Regions from separate parts of the Homo sapiens genome. Here region 2 is linked to region 1. Evidence: read pairs that join two places in POLR2A ChIA-PET (ENCODE). Cell type or tissue: Panc1. All regions are shown on one strand. Links, peaks and the distances in the headings refer to the core of each region. The heading gives the core; the rest is flanking DNA.

Region 1 (2,807 bases), core at 185-2,684:
TTTGGTAGAGACAGGGTTTTGCCATGTTGGCCAGGCTGGTGTTGAACTCCTGACCTCAGGTGATCCACCTGCCTTGGCCTCCCAACGTGCTGGGATTACAGGCATGAGCCACCTCGCCCAGCTGAGTCTTTATCTTTCAAAGAAATATTTTGGAGTCTGGGATTTCCTTCAAAATAATCTTTGGGTGGGTGGGGATAGTAAGTTGGGGGTATAGTTGCAATAGGATTGGTCTTGAGTTAGTAACTGCATTTGGGGCTGGGTACAGTGGCTCATGCCTGTAATCTCAGCACTTTGGGAGGCCGAGGTGGGCAGATCGCTTGAGGTCAGGAGTTCGAGACCAGCCTGGCCAACATGGTAAAACCTTGTCTCTACTAAAAGTACAAAAATTAGCTGGGCATGGTCATTTGTAGTCTCAGCTACTAGGGAGGCTGAGGCAGGAGAATTGCTTGAACCTGGGAGGCGGAGGTTGCAGTGAGCTGAGATCATGCCATTGCACTCCAGCCTGGGCAACAGAGCAAGACTCCATCAAAAAAAAAAAAATTGCGGCTGGGTGGTTCATGATGCTTATTCACTTTTGTGATACTGTTGTATTTAGCGTATGTCCTAAAATTTCTGTACTGTAATTAGAAAGAGCTAGTCACAGCCTTCAAGAATTTTAAGAGCTAGATATAAAAAATAAATGAATATGGCATGTTAACAGTTATTATAGAAGTCGGTATAAATTGCTGTGGGGGCACATAGAGTGTAGAGTGAGCCCATAAAAAGGTTGAAAGGTAGAGTGTGAGCTTGGGCCAGAAAGACAATTTCAGTGGCTTTCCAAGCAAAAGAAGAGCAAATGCAGTGGTATGGAGCTGTGAAATTATACAGCTGAGGGAGCATCAGATTTGGAAACTAATTCTGGTTTTATGGTAGAGGATGGCACAGATGAGGCATAGACAAATCTTCAAATAAGAATTCTATTGAAAATAGGGAGTTAGAGGGCGTGCAGCTTGGGGATTGTGGTAAAGGAAGGTTTTCATTCATTCTTTTTTTTTTTTATTTTTGAGAATAAGTCTCCCTCTTGTCGCTCAGGCTGGAGTGCAGTGGCGCAATCTTGGCCCACTGCAACCTCTGCCTCTCGGGTTCAAGAGATTCTCTTGCCTCAGCCTCCCGAGTAGCTGGTACTACAGGCTCCTGTCACCATGCCTGGCTAAGTTTTGTGTTTTTAGTAGAGATGGGGTTTCACCATGTTTGCCAGGCTGGTCTTGTACTCCTGACCTCGGGCGATCCACCCACCTCGGCCTCCCTAATTGTTGAGATTATAGGCGTGAGCCACTGCCCCCGGCCTCATTCTTTTTTTTTTTTAAACCTTGAATTAAAATTTAAATTACTTGACAAGTTTAGATCACTGTTCAGAGAGAACTGACTAGTCATGAAAGTTTCATCTTCAGAAATTATCCTATTAGTGAGTTTATAAGTTCATCTTTCTGCTTCTCCCTTCCTCTCTAGAATTAGCTAATAGCCAGCAAAATTTTGATTTTATCAGCCCTGTTTAACTTATGTTTGTATCTTTGGTAAACTAGATCCAAGAATAATAGATTTGAACGTTATAACATGTATTGTTTCATCACTATCATATGGAAACTTTTACTGTCCTGTTACAGTTTTGCAAATGTTTGTCCTGCCACCTAAAGGATACAGCATATTATTGAAATTTCCACCTGCACGTGCTTATTTATGCAAAGGAAGTCAAATTGATTTCTGTGGGGAATTTGCCTAAAAATGGATGGTTGAAATGTGCTGCCTGAAATTATAAATGGAACAATAGGATATAATACTCATTGCCTTATTTTCCTTAATCATAATACAATTAAAAGCTTTATATAGCTTTTATATCATTAGAAAAGATAATGTCTCTTCCAGGCTTAAAAATGTAGCCCCAAAACACAAGAATAAATTGGATTGTTTGTAGTCACACAAACAGTTTTGTCTGTTGGCTTTGTTTTATTGTCAGAAATCCTAAATATTGTTGACATTGACTTATTTTCAAATGATACAGTCTCCAAGATGATATGCAGAAGATGAACTGATGTAGCTGAGTGACCAAAGGCACTGGCAAAGGATCGATGAGTTGTATTTTTATACAGATGCTCCTTGACTTATTATGGGGTTATGTCTTGGTAAACCCAGTTTAAGTTGAAAATATTGTAAGTCGAAATGCATTTAAGACACCTAACCTACACAACATCATAGCTTAGCCTAACCTTCTTTAAACATGCTCAGAACACTTAGCCTCCAGTTGGGCAAAATCATCTAACACAAAGCCTATTTTATAAGAAAGTATTGAATATCTCATGAATTCAATACCGAATACTCTATTGAAAGTGAAAAAACAGAATAGTTGTACGGGTACTCAAAGTACATACAGTTTCTGCTGAATGCATGTAGCTTTTGTACTGTTGTAAAGTCAAAAAATCCTAAGTCTAACCATCATAAGTTGGGGACTGTCTGTAATTGAATGGGACCTGGCCAGGTATCCTTGAGAGAGCGCAGGTGAATGTCTCAACCAGTTAGGATAAATGACTGTCCCACAAAAGTCATACATGTTCATTGTAGAAAACCAAATATAGGCTGGGCGTAGTGGCTCACGCCTGTAATCCCAACACTTTGGAAGGCCGAGGTGGGCGGATCACTTGAGGTCAGGAGTTCGAAACCAGCCTGGGCAACATGATGAAACCCTGTCTCCACTAAAAATACAAAAATTAGCCAGGCATGGTGGTGGGCACCTGTAGTCTCAGCTACTCGGGAGGCTGAGGCAGGACAATGGC
Region 2 (2,807 bases), core at 197-2,696, 64 kb after region 1:
AAGACCACTTTGGGCAATACAGTGAGCCCCTGTCTCTACACAAAATTAAACAAATTAGCTGCACATGGTGGCACGAGCCTATAGTCCCTGTTACTCTGGAAGCTGAGCTGTGAGGATCGCTTGAGCCCAGGCATTCGAGGCTGTACTGAGCTATGAGGCTGCACACTAGCCTGCGTGACAGAGTGAAACCTTATCTCTAAAAGAATAAATTGAAAAGAAAAGAAGTTTGTGAGATTAGAGGGAAATTAAGAGCATTAAATGTTAGAAGTTGGAATAGCCTGGTTAAATCCTTATATCTTTCACCATCCAAGAGGTGTTTGTATAAAGAAATATAATTAGGAAAAATAGGGTTTGGAGGTAGATAGTTCCTACAAGTTTCTTTTCTGGTATTCAGAATTAACCTTTCAGATTACCTGGTAACCTCTCCTCCCTACCCCCTTTGGCATTTCCTTTAAAATGCACATTTTATACAAATTATATTTGCATGAGTTGTCTGATTTTCAGAGATAGAATTACATAATAAACTTTGAATTTTAGCCAAAGCATGAAAAATCAGTTAAGGAATACCCTTTCTATGCCTTACGCTTCTTAACTTTCTCAATTTTCAGTGTCCACACTGCCTATTTGGATATGTAATGTGAAATCTTGGTATTTCTTTCTCTCTCTTCTTTCCTCATTGTCTTTCTCTCCTTTCCCTTTTCTCTGTGCCAGTATTTAATTATCTGCTGTGTTTTAGGTACTGTTCTACATGCTGGGGATATAGTAGTGAATACAACAAAGTTCCTGCTTGTTATAGATTTCTATAATTAGTTTTTCTTTCTACCTTCATTGTTTTGGTACGTATATCATCTCTTACTAAAATATCAAGCTAGATGAAACATCTTTGGAAACTGAAAGTATACTTACAGATTAAGTATGTTGTCAACTAGTTTTGGGAAAAAAGAATCATATTTCTATAAAAATCCTCAATTTACATATGAAGAAAATAATCCTTCACATGTATCTTAAATTATTTATAGGGAGAAATGCTCTTCACCTGGCTGCTAAGTATGGACATGCATTGTGCCTACAAAAACTTCTACAGGTAGTGGAAGTGGTTAATACTTTAGCTTTATTATTTTGACAACAAATCATAGATGTACTTTTAATGTGTTTTTGGAATTTTAGATCAAAGAGAATAGTAAACTAACTTTGACTATGAGCTTACATATTTTTTCCATCATTTGTGAAGGAATGTGAACAATAAAGAGCAAAAACTGAGGGAAGTGAATTGCATAACTCAGTGTATTAAAAATAAATAACAAAGGCTTGACCTTCCTGTTGACATAGCTGAAGGTTGGAATTTTCTGTTGTCTAGACTATCGTGGAAGATAAAGTAATACAACATAGGACCTGTATATTTCTATTCAAACACAGATAACTTATACTACATAATATTATTACATTTTTAATCAGATAACCACAAAATTCTAACTAGTTGGCTAAAGTTCCCATCAAATATTTCAGTCATACATTTTTATAAACATATTCACTAAGTTTCATAGCAGAACTCACCTGCTTTTCTGATTCAGTATCTCAAGTTTTAATTCTTGGTGGAAAAAAAAACCCCAAACAATACATATTTTCCTGTATTTCATGCCATTCATTATAATGTACCATATGTTTCCTGTTTGGTGAAACATTGTTAATTTAGTTATATAATGTTACTGTATTTGTTCCATGTCAGCATATTTCATGGATTGTCGGATAGTCTTTAGCTTCTTTGATAAGTGGAATATTTTAAGATTAAATAACAGCTGTTCATCTGAGTCTGGATATCTAATTTTAAAATAAAACTCTCCTACTTTACTAAGTTTTCTTTACTTTAACAGTACAATTGTCCCACTGAGCATGCAGACCTGCAGGGAAGAACTGCACTTCACGATGCCGGTGAGCAGTGGTTTCCCTTGGATACAAATATTTGTTAAAATGTCTAGTCATTTGAATTAATTTCAGGGTTTTAACACATAGATATTTATATAATTCATGGAGAAACAAAGAATATTAAAAACCTGTTTGCACAAATTAGAGATTTATTAGATTATACCGCTTAAAAAGATTCATTCAGTCAGTATTTACAGGCCAGTCAGCTTGCTAGATACTAAAGGTACAAAGGTAGATAAACTATAATCCTGCTCACAAGGAGCTCCAAGCTGTGTGTGTGTGTGTGTGAGAGAGAGAGAGAGAGGGAAACAGAGAGAGAATGTGTGTGCGTGTGTGTGTTTCATGTCTTTGGGAATTGGAGAAATGGGAAGAAGACTTTCCTTAAACTATGTTTACCTAATTAACATGTCTGAACCTCTTTTTTCTCATTTGCAAAATGAAGTTAATAATACTACTGCAATAAGTAGTATTAATAAGTATAATCAAATCATAAGTAGTGCCTGGCACATAATAATTTCTTAATTAATGGTGGTAGTTGTTTTCCTTTAGAGATGTCAGTGCTGAATTTCATATCACTGTAATGTGCTATATTTTAAAAGAGATTTATACTGATTTTTAGAGATTTTATTATACTTGTGTGTCTAAATTTATTTGCATTATTCTTTAGGTGTCTTAAAGAAAGTACTTTGAAAAAAGTTATATATTTAGGTATTTTTGGAATGTAAGATAGCCTGACCTCTTGCTAAGTCTGATATTCCTACATTTAACTATAAGGCCAAAGGAAAAAAAACAGTCTACTTTCTCTTTTCATGTATATGGAATATATGCAGTAGATTAAGGTGGTCTGCACTGAAGACATATTATACTTCAAATTTCCTTCAAAA

Evidence for each region. ChIA-PET counts read pairs that join two places held together with the same protein. Peaks named below come from ENCODE experiments on the same cell type or tissue, not always from the same donor. Only the 100,000 strongest peaks of a DNase experiment are listed, where the experiment ranks them.
Region 2: POLR2A ChIA-PET joins it to region 1 with 6 read pairs; 4 of 35 experiments call an interaction of 5 or more read pairs at or near these places.

The regions. Positions count from the first base shown.
Region 1 is chr15:70,753,907-70,756,713 of GRCh38, reverse strand. The region is part of intron 1 of UACA (uveal autoantigen with coiled-coil domains and ankyrin repeats); the gene reads left to right. Among named protein-coding and RNA genes, the nearest start is that of UACA, 8.2 kb to the left of the region's middle. In Panc1, for the core only: no CTCF peak of the experiment used is centred there; no DNase peak of the experiment used is centred there; H3K27ac peaks cover 2,283 bases.
Region 2 is chr15:70,689,576-70,692,382 of GRCh38, reverse strand. UACA (uveal autoantigen with coiled-coil domains and ankyrin repeats) reads left to right here. Exons shown (of 19, transcript NM_018003.4): 4 at 1,020-1,084; 5 at 1,872-1,929. Among named protein-coding and RNA genes, the nearest start is that of SALRNA2, 56 kb to the right of the region's middle. In Panc1, for the core only: no CTCF peak of the experiment used is centred there; no DNase peak of the experiment used is centred there; H3K27ac peaks cover 1,186 bases.